Linked DNA regions of Homo sapiens: region 2 is linked to region 1. A link is a loop called in an ENCODE intact Hi-C map of the cell type or tissue named here. Cell type or tissue: heart left ventricle. All regions are shown on one strand.

Region 1 (8,000 bases):
AACCACTATCTTCTTTAACTGACTACCGATGTTACACCCAATGTCCTCAATTCACTTTTTTGTTTTTATTTTAGAGATGGGGTCTTGCTATGCTCCCCAGGCTGAACTCAAACTCCTGGGATCAAACGGATCCTCCCATCTCAGCCTCCCAAGAAGCTAAGACTACAAGTGCACACCACCATGCCTGGCTAATGTCCTCAATTCTGGTTTGTTTTTGTTTTTGTTTTTTTGGGGGGTTTTTTTGGTAGAGATAGGGTCTTGCCATTTGTCCAGGCTGAATTTAAACTCCAGGGCTCAAGTGGATTCTCCCACCTTCACCTCTCAAAGTGCTGAGATTACAGGCATGAGCCACCACACCTGGCCTAAAATCCTCAATACTCTTTTTATTTTTATTTTTGAAAAGATAGGGTCTCACTATGTTGCGCAGGCTGGTCTTGAACGCCTGGGCTCATGTGATCCTCTTGCTTCAGACTCCCAAAATGCTGGGGTTACAGGTGTGAGCCACTGCAACGAGCCTAATGTCCTCAATTCTTAAAGCAACTATGGTCACCAAATGGCTAATGATATTTTTAAAAATGTAATTTTTTTCTGAAAATATTCTTTAGCTGCTACAATGAAAATTTACTAACTTACCATTAGTAAATAGCTCTCCTTGCTTTGCTAACAAATGGGTCATTCAAAATCTTATATTAAGTCCAGCCTCCTTTTCAGTGTGAGAGTGAGTGAGAGAAAAAGTGAGTGCATGAAAAATTCTGCTGTTGTAACATATTACATTTCAAATTTTTGAATTTTTATGAGAATTATGTTCCTATGAATTTGGAACACTGTAAGTGCTTAGCCTGGTAATGGCAATATATATTCTATTTCTTTAGAAGGGCATAATAAACCTAATGCTTTACCATCTAATTGGATAAAATAATCCCCAGTCCACTGTGCTTTAAAACCATGAGATTTTCTCCTTTTCTTGTTTTGACATATAGGTATGCCCTAGTAATAAAAAAAAAATACAGTGTTATAGCACAGCAATACATATGGCACTTGAAACACTGTTGAATTATAACTGCATTACTGAGATGTGTAGTATGCCAAGCAGCAGTGTGAAGCAATGAAAATGCCAACTCCAATCTGTGTTGCAACGACTCAATTCTGCCATAGTGGTGGGAAGGCAGCCATAGACAATACATAAAGGAATATGCATCAGTGTCTTCTAATAAACTTTAATTATGAACACTAAAATTTAAATTTCATATAACATTCATGTGTCATAAAATATGCTTTCTTCTCCCAAACATTAAAACATATAAAAACCTTTCTTAACTTCTAGGCCATAAAGAACAAGAGGTGGGACAAATTTAGCCCACAGCTCATAGTTTGCCAACCCCTACTTTAAATAACTCACTTATTCACTTGGGCTCAGTTCGCCCTATGGTAACATATGAATAAATTAATGAGTATTATACCTATCTACTACAGAGAGCTACAATACAGCTCACCAAAGATAATGTGAACAGGTTCTGAAACTGGAAAACAAATATTTAGTGTTAAATTTGTTCTTAAATTGTTTTTTAAAAACCAAGTCTGTTTCACACTCAATATACTATGCTAGGCAATGTGGAGAAAATTATGAAGCATAAAACACAGTCCATATCTTCCATTTTCTATGAGCTTACAATATAAGTGAGAAAACGAAACATAACCTAAAGTGATACTGAATAGTAAATACCAGATGTTGTAAATCCAACTCCATAAATACAACACTCAAATTTACCTAGTGAGATACACAAAGTTATGCACTTCAGAAACTTACTATGCACACACAAAATACAAACACTTCACCCACAAACTCGTTTAATAAAATGTGTATTTCTGCAAAAAAACTTTCCTGGAGCTTGTTCTGTAACAACCAGTACCAACAGTCTATTGCCTTTTAGTGGCTACATAGTTTTCCATTGGGTAGCTACAACCTAGTCTCTAGAATAAACATTTAGGTTATGTCTAGTTTTTTGGCTTTTATAGGTAATATGGAAATAAACATCTTTATACACATAGTTCGTGAATTAAAGAATACTTAAGGGCCGGGCGCGATGACTCACGCCTGTAATCCCAGCACTTTGGGAGGCCGAGAGGGGCGGTTAATGAGGTCAGGAGATCAAGACCATCCTGGCTAACACGGAGAAACCCCGTCTCTACTAAAAATACAAAAAAAAATTAGCCCAGCGTGGTGACGGGAGCCTCTAGTCCCAGCTACTCCGGAGGCTGAGGCAGGCGAATGGTGTGAACCTGGGAGGCGGGGCTTGCAGTGAGCCAAGATGGCGCCACTGCACTCCAGCCTGGGTGACAGAGCAAGACTCCATCTCAAAAAAAAAGAAAAAAAAAAAAAAGAATACTTAAAATTTTGATAAATAATGTAAACTTCTCCTTCAAAGAGGTTGTAGCAATTTATATCCTTATGATAGCTTATGAAAGCGCCTATTCTCTATAACTTTGCCCATACTACTTATTACTGATTTTTAAAATACTTGCCAATTTAATAATAGAAGGTTTATTTTGAATTCCTCATGAGACGATGAACATCCTTTCATATGTTTTACTGCCATTAATATTAACTTTTCTACACATCAACTCTTCACAAACATTGCTCATTTTTAATACATAATTATTTCCTTCTTATTGACTTTTAGAAACTCACTACATATTAAAGAAGTAGGCCTTGGACTTTGATGTAATTGGTATTAAATAATTTTTTTACAAGTTTGTAATTTGTCTTCTGACTTTATGCAAACTTCTTGCCATGCATAAAAAAAATTTTTTATATGGTCCTGTATCCATCTCAAGAATCTTTTTTTAAAAACAACTGTAGGGTTAGGGTAAGGAAAAAAACTGCAAATGAAACCCAAAGAAAGTAAAAAAAAAAAAAAAAGGAGCTAAATACGTGGAAATAGAAAACATACATCATGATCTACAGAGAACCAACAAAGCCAAAGTTAGTTCTTTGAAACGCTAATAAAATTGATGAACTCTTACAAAGAAGGCACAAATAATCATTAGCAGAAATGATAGGTCATATGCATATTTAAAAATCACAGAAAGATACTGTAGGGAAAAGGTTATGCTAACGCATTTTAACACTTAAGACAAAATGTACAAATACTTAGAAAAAGAAATTTTACCAAAGTTGATTTAAGAAGTGAAAAAAAATCTAAAAAGCCCTTTAAGTATTTTTTTTTTAATGGAACATTCCTACAAAGAAAACTCCAGGCTTCAAGGGTATCACCAGTGAATTCCACCAAACATTTAAGAAATAAAACCAATAGAAGTAAAACCAATCATAGACAATATCTTCTGAAAACTAAAAAAAGGGAGGAACACCAAAAAGAGGGTCCATATTAAAATGAAGAACATCGGTTCATCAAAGACACCATTTAAAGAATGAAAGAACAAGTCCAAAAAGACATATGCCAACCAAAAAGTGTCATAGCCCTGAGTACAGAGATTTTTCATTTAAAAAAATTTTTTTTTTTTTTGAGACAGAGTCTTGCTCTTGTCGCCCAGTCTGGAGTGCAATAAAGTGATCTTGGCTCACTGCCACCTCCGCCTCTCAGGTTCAAGTGATTCTCCCACCTCAGCCTCCCAAGCAGCTGGGATTACAAGCACGTGCCACCATGCCCGGCTAATTTTTGTATTTTTAGTAGAAACGGGGTTTCACCATGTTGGCCAGGCTGGTCTCGAACTCCTGACCTCAGGTGATCTGCCCGCTTTGGCCTCCCAAAGTGCTGGGATTACGGGTGTGAGCCACCACATCCAGCCAAATTCATTAAAAATTCTTAAACAGGCCGGACGTGGTGGCTTGCAGATGAATACCAGAACTTTGGGAGGCTGAGGCACGCAGATCACCTGAGTTCAGGAGTTCGAGACCAGCATGGCCAACAGGGTGAAACCCCAGCTCTATCAAAAAATACAAAAATCAGCCAGGCATGATGGCATACGCCTGTAGTCCTAGCTGCTGAGGAGGCTGAGGTGGGAGAATCACTTGAACCCAGGAGGCGGAGGCTGCAGTGAGCCGAGATCACATCACTGCACTCCAGCCTGAGCAACGGAGCAAGACCCTGTCTCAAAAATAAATACATAAATAAATATAAAATATTCTTAAACACCCAATAGAAAACTGGGTAAAAAACTTAAGTAATTCACAAAGAAGTATATCTAATTGATCAACATATAAATAAATTTTTAAAAGCTTAACTTTATTAGTGGTCATGGTCAAGGAAATACAATTAAAACTACAATGATATACCACTGCCAGTTTACCAGTATAACTAAACAGTTGTTTGTCTGAAGATAGAAAATAACAGTGGAAAAACTGGAACTCCCATTTCTGCTGTTCTAAAGATAACACTTTGGGCCAGGGGTGGTGGCTCACACCTATAATTCCAGTACTTTGGGAGGCCAAGGCAGGCAGATCACCTGAGGTCAGGAGTTCAAGACTAGCCTGGCCAACACGGTGAAACCCCATTTCTACCAGAAATACAAAAATTATCTGGGCATGGTGGCGTGTGCCTGTAATCCCAGCTACTTGGGAGGCTGAGATAGGAGAATCACTTGAACCCGGGAGGTGGAGGTTGCAATGAGCCGAGACTGTGCCATTGCACTCCAGCCTGGGCAACAAGAGCAAGACTTCATCTCAAAAAAAAAAAAAAAGAAAGAAAAGAAATATGTGCATATGAGCACCAAAAGACACACCCAAGAATGTTCACATACCAACATTATTTGTAATATGGCCAAACTAGTAACAACCCAAATATTCATCATCAACAGTAGAATATAAAAATAAACTGAGATAAATTCATATGATGGAATAGGACATGGAAAAGAAAATGAACAAAAGCACTGCTATGTTCAACAATGTGGATAAAGCTTATAATGATGAGCCAAAGAAGCCAGAGACAAAAAGTACACACTATATGATTCCATATATTTAAAGTTTAAAACAGCAAAGGTAATCTCCAATGTTAGAAGTCAGGACAGAAGATACCTTTGGGGAAGAAGGTGGGGGTGAGGGGTGCTTCTGGGCTGCTGGCCAAGTTCTATTTCTAGAACTAAATGGTAGTTAAGCAAGTATGTTTACTTTGCAGTAATTCTTTCAGCTGTACACTTATGATTTTTATACCTTTCTATGTATGTTATACTTTAATTCACAAAAAGTTAATAAAAGAATCAATGATGAATTTTGGCAAATGCTCTTCTAGCATCTATGAAAATAATATAAAAATTTATCCAAAAACCTACTAATATGGTACATTAGTCTTTTCTAATCAAAAGATATAAATCACAGAGTAAGGTAAACAGAAGTTTAACATAAAGAAGTATTTTAACTCTAATAAAAGAGTAACTATAAGATATAAGAAAGCTCTATATAGTACCCCAAGGCAGATTAAAAGAGTATGCAATGTTAAAGACTCAGACTCATTGGAGAAGGTGTAGTTCAATAACAAGTTAAGAGAGTAGTTCATTAGTACTAGTGGGTCTGCAGTCACTGAGTGAACAACAGAAACCCTCTGAGAAGCATCGTAAATTATGTTAATAGATACCCTAATTTTGAACAACTCAGCTTAGAATAAACCCCACTCATGTTTCATTCTTTTTATATTGCTGTTAACATAATTTGTAATTTGTGGCTTTTTTAAACATACAAAAGTATAAAAAATATATTTGTGTGTATCAATTCTGTAACTACCTGCCACTTAAATGTTCTTGTTTCTAAATACAACCATTTCACCTGCAAATAATATTTCCTTTTTTTTTTTTTTTTTTTTTTTTTTTTGAGACAGGGTTTCAATCAGTCACGGGGGCTGGAGTGAAGTGATACAATCACAGCTCACTGCAGCCTCAACCTTCCAGGTTCAATCAATCTTCCTGCCTCAGCCTCCTGAGTAGCTGACCACAAGCATGCACCACCACACTCAGCTAGTTTTGTAGAGATGGTGTTTCACCATGTTGTCCAGGCTTCCTATCTTTACTATTTTTAAACCTTTCTCATTTTTATTAGAGTGTCATTATCTGACTTACGTTTTTAAAATGTCCGCCAATCTGTTGTGCTGACAAGATATTGAAGGCAGCAAAGGTGGAAAGAAAGTAACTAAGAAGCTACTGCAAAAATCTAGGCAAAGGATGATGGTGGCACAAAAGAGAGGTGGGGGTACAGATGACTTTAGCGATTTAGATGGTATAAGTGATCAGATTTCAGGATATATTTCACAAGTGGTGCCAGTATAATTTCCTTAAGGATTAGATGTGGGATATAAGAGAAAGAGGAAAAACAAGAATGAGTCTCAGGTTTTTATCCTGAATAACGAGAAGGATAAAACTGCCATCAAGTGAAATAGAGAGGGCTGCAGGTGGAACAGGTTTTAGAGGAAAGATTAGGAGTTCAGTGTTGGGACACATTAGGATATCAAAAATACAAGCAGATTCATTAAATAGATGCTGAAAGAACAAGTCCCCTAACTTCTCAAACATGATTAACTCTCCAATCCTCCAATATTGCTATGACTAAGGACACAGAGTGCTATACTACAGGGCACACTCTACTTCACTGCAAAGAAATGATTCCTTGACATACAAAAAGGATAGAGATTTGACAAAAGGTGTCATCTTCCCATCACAGAAACAGGCCTATACACCGACTACCACATGCAGGGAAAAACAAAATGGGCTCTTCTAACACAGAACCAAAAGACCTAAATTCCCCTCCAGTATATTCCATATGATCTTTGTAATGCAAAAAAATGAGTAAAGGACTGGTATTCTTGGTATAGTAGACAATACTGAGCTCCCAAAAGTTTCACAACAGAGGTAAGTAGGTAGGTAGGCAGGTAGGTAAGTAGAGAGGGAGAGAGATGTTAAATAAATACATTTGAGAAAAAGAAAAAAACAATCCCACGGGCTCATGATTCTAGTGATGCAGTCATTCTGTGTCCCAGGGAGACCTGACAAATTTACCTCAAAAATGACATCTTGGATTTAAAATCTGAACTCTAGGACTTTAAAATTTCCTGTTTTACAATATGATACACTTTTTTCTTTGTTCCATGCTACCTCCTTTCATTCCTGCAAGAAAAGTCACGAAGAACAAAATACTGTACAGATGAGAAAACTGAAGCGTGAAATCATTATGATACACATAATACAAAGGTAGCCAAAATTAGAATCAATATCACATCCTTTGCCAACTGTCTACCCCTCATAGAATATCTAGTATGGTAAAGCTATCATACTAAAGTAGATATAAAACAAGATTATAAAAAGTTACCACATGTAATATAAAAATATTTGAAAAAAAATCAATACTTCAATAATCACAATATTCTCCCCAGTTACTGACAATTATCATTAAGATTTGACCACTGCTGTACATCCTGCATATAAAATAATTTCATATGGTTTATGCTTGCTTTCCACTTACCTATAACTCATAACAATCTATATAATGTTTTGGTAGAAAATGCTTTCTTTTTGTTATATGTGACATTAGGGTTTTGTTGTTATTGTTGTTGTTGTTGTTGTTGTTTTTGAGACGGAGTCTCACTCTGTCACCCAGGCTGGAGTGCAATGGTGCGGTCTCAGCTCACTGCAAGCTCCACCTCCTGGGTTCACGCCATTCTCCTGCCTCAGCCTCCCGAGTAGCTGGGACTACAGGTGCCTGCCACCACACCCGGCTAATTTTTTGTATTTTTTATTAGAGACAGGGTTTCACCGTGTTAGCCAGGATGGTCTTGATTTCCTGACCTCGTGATCCGCCCACCTCAGCCTCCCAAAGTGCTGGATTACAGGCGTGAGCCACCGCACCCAGCCTCTTTTGTTTATTTTTATGAGCTAAAGATAATAATGAGCCAAAAACTCCTATATTCTTTAGTACGTATTTTACATATGGGCAATAAAATATATTACAAAACATTTTCCATTTTAAATTATTTGGCAAAAAATCTCCCATAGCACTTATT
Region 2 (8,000 bases), 70 kb before region 1:
TAATTAGTTGGGTGTGGTGGCGTGTGCCTGTAAGTCCCAGCTACTTGGGAAGCTGAGGCAGGAGAATCACTTGAACACAGGAGGCAGAGTTTGCAGTGATCTGAAATGGGGCCACGGCACTCCAGCCTGGGCAACAAAGTGAGACTCTGTATCAAAAAAAAAAAAAGAATATTTCAGACAGAAACTTGAAGTAGATTAGTGAATTCTGGTAGAGCTGGAGTGTAAATAAGACCATGAAACCACTAACATTTATCATGATTATGTTAGAAGTATCTGATGTGTGATACCATGAAGAGGTAAATGACACACAGCCTCTACGTAGTAAATGTTTACCCTAGAAGAAATTTAGAAACATTAAGTTAAAAAAAAAAACACTGCAAAAGGTTAACTATAGCTGGGCATGGAGGCTCACATCTCTAATCTCAGTACTTTGTGGGGCCAAGATGGGAGGATTGTTTGAGCCCAGAAATTCAAGACCAGTCTGGGCAAGAAAAACCCTGTCTCTACAAAAAATACAAAAATTACCAGGCATGGTGACATGTGCCTGTAGCCTGAACTACTTGGGAAGCTGGGGCAGAAGAAGCACAGGAGGTCAAAACTGCAGTGAGCCATGTTCATGCCACTGTACTCCAACCTAGACAACAGGTTCTGCCTCCTGCAGAATTATTGTTCCTGGGAAAAAGACAGGGTTAGTTTCCTGAAAACCTCTCCAAACATCATCTTGGTCAACCAATGCCAATACATAATTTCTAAAATGTATGTTTCTGTTTAAAGATTCCGTATTTTAACAATTTATATTTACATCTATATATAATTATATTTAACTATTTATACAGATATTGATACTTCATATTTGATTTATTAACAATAAACTCACAGTCAACAGCAGTGTAACTCATGCCTGAACCAAGTTTGTCTATTACAGATTTTTATTCTCTCAGGTGTATCACAGCCTTCTTATGCTTAGAAACACTAGACAGCATATCTGCACTATGCTTGGGAACCATTTTAAACAGAAAAATCAACAACAAAAAATGTGATTAATATGGCACTAAATACGCATTGAAAAGGACACTTGTTTACAGTATGACAGCTGAAACAAGGCAAACCATCACCTTCTTTGACCTCAGAGAGGAATGAACACATAAGGTAACTCAAAATTTTTGCTTCTCCAAATATGTTTACAAATGACTGCAAAAGCACCGAGTACTGGTTTTGGATTTACAAGTACATTTTAGTGAGTAGGTAAACTCACACATGCAAAGCTTCTGAAGAATGAGAATCAATGACCATGGCCTTTATCAACATTTTATTTAAGTGTCTCTTAACCATTTTTGAGTTTTAGATTCTTTTGAGAGTATGATAAAAATCATGTATCCTCAGAAAAATTCATGTTAAAAAACTGTAATTTCATGGACTTATGGACCTCCTGAAGTCCATTCCAACTGACAATCCATGAAACATAGTTTTAAAGTGCCAGCTTTAAAGACTCTAGGCAAAGAAGTTTTTTAAAGCATTCTTCAAAAATCATTTTAGATATAAACCATTGCTGAATGTGCTGAATATGAACTCTTCATATTTACAAAATAGTCACTGCTATACATTTTCTGAGTGTATAGTGCAACAATGATCAGGGTTTAGCAACTAAATTAAAGCTGGTTTCATGGAGGATATAATGCATTTGCAGTTTTTATGCTTTCTATAGCAAATTTTTCTTATGGAGTACTAAAGAATCTACAGAACATAAGAAGAAAAGCAAGACATAAACTAATTTAGAGCGCTTCTTAAAATGCTCCAATTTGTGGGAATGAACACATACAATGTGTGGTTTCATAGCACATTGATATTTGGGCGTTTTTGTTTTGCTTTCTGAGACAGGGTCTCGCTCTGTTACCTAGGCTGGAGTGCAGAGGCACAATCTTGGCTCACTGTAACCTCTGCCTACCAAGCTCAAACAATCCGCCCACCTCAGCCTCCCAAACAGCTGGGACTACAGGTGTGTACCACCATGCTTGGCTAATTTTTGTATTTTTTATAGAGATGGGGTTTCACCATGTTGCCCAGGCTAATCTCGAACTCCTAGACTCAAGTGATCCACCTGCCTCAGCCTCCCAAAATGCTGAGATTACAGGCATGAGCCACCATGCCTGTATGGCACACTGATATTTATATCAGATTTATAATTTTTTTTTGGTTCTCTATGTATGACATATCTACAAATGTTGATTGTAATCCAGGATCTCTTTAGTCTCAACGAAAATTTTATTTGAAAGACTGCTAAAAACAATTTTATTTCAGATTTGCAACTGACAAATTAACCTAGCAATTGTTTGGAAGTGTTAAAAAGAAAGCAAAAAATATTTTTTTTAAAAAGTAAACATCACAGAAATAAGTATCAGCAATTTGTTCAATATCAACCAATGAAGGCTACTTAATTGGCAGAGGAAATGACACCCTTTTATTAATTGCATTTTAGGTTATAAAGAAATGCTAAGCAGAGTGTTCTATATTAAAACTTTCAAGACGTACTATTTTAGTATAAAGACTTAAAATACTTTACTATGTTTTAACTACAAAGGATCTAGAGATGCTGATAATATTCAAGTAATTATGAATAACAAGACTATAATAATAGATAACATCAAAAGTCAAAATATGGCTCTGCTTTGATAATCATTAAACCTGGCAAGGTTCCAGGTCTGATCACTTAAAAGGTATTTCTTGGTTAAAAATAAAACTCAAATAAAAAACGGGAAAGTAAGTTGAATATACATTTCTCCCAAAAAGATGTATGCATGGGCAACAGGCACATGAAAACATTTACAATATCATTAGTCATTAGGAAAAGGCAAATCATAAATACAATGAGATATAACTTTATACCCACTGAGTTAGATATTAATAGTATTTAAAACTGGAAAATAAAATAACAAGAGTTAGTGAGGATGTACACAAACTGGAACCCTCATAAGTTGCTGGTGAAAATTTATCTTATTGTAGATGTTGTAGTAGACAGTTTGGCATTTCCTTAAAAAGTTAAATATAGAATTACCATATGACCCAGCAATTAAACACTCTTCCCAGGTATTTGCCCAAAATGAATCAGCCAAAGCATTTAGGTAAGACAAAGAAATAAAGGGCATCCAAATTGAAAAAGAGGAAATTAAATTAGCCTTGTTCCCAGACGAAATGATCTTATACTTAGGAAAACCTAAGGACTCTACAAAAATGAATCAAAATCAGGCATTCAAAAGGCAGAAACAACTCGAATGTCCATCAATTGATGAATGAATAACAAATGTGGTATAGCTATACAATGGAACATTATTCAATCAAAAAAATGAAGTGCTAATATATGCAACAAAATGGGATGCACCTCCACGACATTATTCTAAGTAAAAGACCAGACAGAAAAGGTCACATATAGTGATGATTTCATGTATATGAAACCTCCAGAATAGGTAAACCCACGGACACAGAAAGCTGATTAATGGATGAACGGGGCTAGCTGGAGGGGAGAATGACAAATGACTGCTTGATGGGTATGGAGTTTCCCTTTGGGGTGATGAAAACTTAGAATTATTTAGAAATTATGGTTGTGGTTGTGCAGCATTGTGAATGCAGTAAATGCCACTGAATTGTATACTTTAAAATGATTTCACATTATATAAATTTTAAATCAGTTTAAAAGTTTTCTTAATGATAAGGCTGTTTTTAACCTAAATGTTAACATTAATTACTGAAGCATTGTAAGGAAATGGTATTACAAAATTTGTTTCTTAGTAGGGTTTTCAGTAGCTCTATGGAACACAGACTGGAGGACAGCCAGGCTGGATGTACGGAGAACAGAGGAAAATTGTCCTGTAATCTAAAAGAGAAGTGAATAAACTGGAGAAAGGGAGAAAGAAAGTGTCAGGAAAAGACTGTGGGAAGTAGTGATCACTACTGTAGATTCTGTAAAACTCCCAGGAAGATAAAAGAGAAGAAATCACAAGTAGTACCTGACACTCCAGCTTAGTGTTAGAATCCATTGGAATTCATTTGAAAGAGGTTGCTAGAACACACACACACACACACACACACACACACACACACACACACACACACACACACCATAGCCTTTGCCTAAAGATAAAGGAAAGGAAAGGAAAACATTAGAAGAGCTGTAAGAGTAGGAATTGCCAGCTGTGGAAAAGGAAGAAGAGGAGCCAGAAAAGAAGAAAAACCTGAGGGAAAAGGTATCACATAAGCTAAGCAAGACAGGAAAAGTTTCAGAGTTATGGTAAGGTCAACACTGATAAATGCCAGAGATAAGTCAGACAAGAACTGAAAAGTGTTCACTGGATTTGGCAACTAAAAGGTCATGGGTGACTCGTGCCCACTGGATTTTAAAAACGTGGTGAGAGCAGCTGAATGCATCAGAGATAAAGAAGTGTGAACTACACTGTCAAGAAATTCAGCTGAAATGAGGATAGATAAGGCGAATGTTGGAGAGTTTGCCTGTTTGTTTCAATAGTGGGATAGGAGCACATTTACAACAAAGTTAGCAAAGATCAAGAAGAGAACAAGGTTTGAGATTAGACTCAAGGCATGAGAAGAAAATATAGATAAAAGGTTTTAAATATAGAAGGAAAGAAGGGAAAGACCTATTCCTCAAATATGGGTAGCAATAAGAAGGTACAGGTATGAATTGTAATTAAGTGTGGTTATGTATAATACACCAAAAATACTTAATGATTCAAATGATTGCTTACTAGAAGTTGAAAAGTTATCTCCTGTGGGTGTGTCTCTGAGTCAATGAGACAAGGGGCTCCAGACTCCATGCCACAGATCCCAAGGGAGGCCCCAGACTCAGCCTCAGCTCCTCCTGCTGCAGTAGGGGATGCATCCTATCTGTGCAGAAACAGGAACCTGCTGGGAGATGGGTGCCCATTTGAGCTAATGAGACAGGCACGCCAACCTCCATCCCACAGCAGATCCTCAGGTGGTCCATTCTCAGCTCTGACCCTTCTTGCTGTGGTCTGAAAATAATTCTGTGCAGAGATCTGCTGGAAGAGGGGTATCTGTCCGGGCAAACAAGACAGGCTCTCCAGATTCTGCAACACAGGAGATCCTGAGGGAGCCCAGTCTCAGCTCCAGCCTTTCCTGCTGCAACCAGGAAACTATCTTGTCTACAGGGTCTACTGGTGAGATGCATGCTCAGACCAGGTTCTCCAGCCACCATCCCACAGCAGATCCTGAGAGGGTCCAGTCTCAGATCCAGACCCTCCTCCTGCTGTTAGGGAACCCTCCTGTCTATGCAGAGACCTGCTGGGAGACATACGCCCATCTGAGCCAACATGACAAGCACATCAACCTCCATCCAACAGCAGATCCCAGGGTGGTGCAGTTTCAGCTTTGGCTCGTCTCACTGCAGTTGGGGAAATATCCTGTATGTGCAGGAACATTCAGGGCGATGCACACCCCTCTGAGCCAAGACCAGGCTCTCAATCCTCTGTCCCACAGCAAATCCCAAGGGGGCACAGTCACACCTCCAGCCTCTCCTGCTGTAGTCAGGGAATCATTCCATCTATGGAGGGACTTGCTGGGAGACACACGCCCAACTGGATCCATGTGACAGGCATATCCATAGTAGATACTGAAGGGGCCCAGTCTTGGCTCCAAGCCCTCTTGCTGCAGTCAAGAAACTGCCCAGATACTGGGACCTGTTGGGTGATGCATGCTAATCTGAGCCAATGAGGTGAGCCAATCAGCCTCCTTTCCACAGTAGATTCCAAAGACGCACAGTCTCAACTCCAGCCACTCTCTTTGTAGTCAGGGACCTATCCCATCTGTGCAGAGATTTGTTGGGAGGCATACCTATCAGGACCACTAGGAGAGTCTTCTGGCTTCAGGTGTCTGGACAGCATTCCCAGGCAGCCCAACTACCTCCCTTGGGTCTTCCCGAGGTCCATCTGGGCCAGAAAGCTGTGTCAACCTTGGTGCCCTTGCAGGACTCAGAAAACCTGGGCTTAAAGCATACTCTAGTGCTGAGATGGCTGTAATTGGTCAGAGGCTCAGAGAATGCAATAGTAAGTCAGCTTTAGAATCCCTGGAAGGCCTCTTGAAGAAGGACAGGCACAAACAAAGCCAGGCTGGGAAGACTAAAATAAATTACAAATCCCTCAATGCTCAGACATCATCACACTTCTAAAGCATTGAGAACATTTAGGGAAATACATCACACCAAAAGAACAAAATAAGGTACCACAGACTAACCTGAAAGTGACCGAGATATGTGATCTCTCCAAAAATTCAAAATACCTGTTTGAAGACAGCTCAAAGAACTTAAAGAAAACATGAAGAATCAATTCAGAAAATTATGAAAGAAATATAAGAGACTCAAATAACTTTTTTAAAAAACCAGAAATCCTGCAACTAAAAAAAAAAAATTAATGAAGCGAAAATCTCAATAGAGAGCAACAGAAGCAGAATTAACCAAATAAAAGAATCAGTGAGTTCAAAGAAAAATGATTAAAAATATGGTGAGAAGAGAAAAAAAAAGAAAAGGAAGCAAGCAAGCTTACAAAATCTATGGGACAACATCAAAAGGGCAAATATTCAGGTTACTGAAGTCAAAGAAGGACTGAGAAAGACAAAGGGGTAGAAAACTTATACAAGGAAATGATAACAGAAAACTTTCCATACCTGAAAAAAGATATAAATATTCAGGTAGACTAAGGTCAAAGATCACTAATTAGATTAAACACAAAGAAGACTACTCTAGGACACATTATAATCAAACTCACAAAGGTCAAAGGCACAAAGAAAAACTTCTGAAATCACTGAAAGGAAAGAAGTAAATAACATGCAAGGAAGATCCAATATGCCTGGTAGCAGACTTATCAGCAGAAACCTTATAAGCCAGGAAAATGTGGAAGAATATATTTGGAATGCTGGTGGAGAAGAAACTGTCAACCAAGATTACTGTGCTCAGCACAATTATCCTTCAAAACTGAAGGAGAAATAAAGACTTTCTTAGACAAACAAAAGCTGAGGGAATTTACCATAATCAGACTTGTCCAATAAGAAATGCTTTAAAAACTTCTTCAAACTGGAAGAAACACTAAAATGAGTGTTATATTAATATTGTATTTGCAGTGTTTAAAACACTAATATCTGTAGTAAGACGACTAAAAGACAAAACTATTAAAAATAATAACTACAACAATTTGTTACAAGATAGGCAATATAAAAATGTGAACTGTGACATCAGAAATTCAAAATGAAGGGGGAGAAGGAAGTTAATGTTCACTTTTGTGTGTTTTTTTTCCAATCAAAGTTAAGTTGATTATCAGTTTTAAATACTTGCTATAACTACAGGATGTTTATTTATAAGCCTCTTGGTAACCACAGAGCAAAAATGGATAAAAAGCAATAAATTAAAATGTACTCTTAAGAGAAAATCACCTAACCACAAAGAAAGACAGTAAGAAAAGAAGCAGAAGAAAAGTTAAAAACAACTAGAAAACAAGTAACAAAATAAGAGTAGTAAAACCTTATCTATCAATAATACTGAATATAAATGAACTAAATGCTCCAATTAAGACACAGGATAGGCCGGGCGCAGTGGCTCACGCCTGTAATCCCAACACTTTGGGAGGCCGAGGCGGGTGGATCATGAGGTCCGGAGTTTGAGACCAGCCTGGCCAACATAGTGAAACCGTCTCTACTAAAAATACAAAAATTAGCCAGGCATGGTGGTGCACGCCTGTAGTCCCAGCTACTTGGGAGGCTGAGGCAGAAGAATCGCTTGAACCAGGGAGTTGGAGGTTGCAGTGAGCCGAGATCACACCACTGCACTCCAGCATGGGGGACAGAGTGAGGCTCCATCTCAAATAAAACCCAAATAAAGACACAGGGTGGGTGAATGGATTTTAAAAACAAGACCCAGATACATGCTGCCTACAAGAAACTCATTTCACCTATAAAGACACATAGATGCTGAAAGTGAAGGGATG

The links. A loop is a pair of places that touch in the nucleus more often than their neighbours do. Peaks named below come from ENCODE experiments on the same cell type or tissue, not always from the same donor. Only the 100,000 strongest peaks of a DNase experiment are listed, where the experiment ranks them.
Region 2: it touches region 1 in a loop (2.2-fold over the local background); 2 of 110 quality-filtered maps call a loop at or near these places.

Annotation. Positions count from the first base shown.
Region 1 is chr10:74,290,987-74,298,986 of GRCh38, reverse strand. The region is part of intron 3 of ADK (adenosine kinase); the gene reads right to left. Among named protein-coding and RNA genes, the nearest start is that of ADK, 140 kb to the right of the region's middle. In heart left ventricle, no CTCF peak of the experiment used is centred here; no DNase peak of the experiment used is centred here; H3K27ac peaks cover 1,441 bases.
Region 2 is chr10:74,360,801-74,368,800 of GRCh38, reverse strand. The region is part of intron 4 of ADK (adenosine kinase); the gene reads right to left. Among named protein-coding and RNA genes, the nearest start is that of ADK-AS1, 160 kb to the left of the region's middle. In heart left ventricle, no CTCF peak of the experiment used is centred here; no DNase peak of the experiment used is centred here.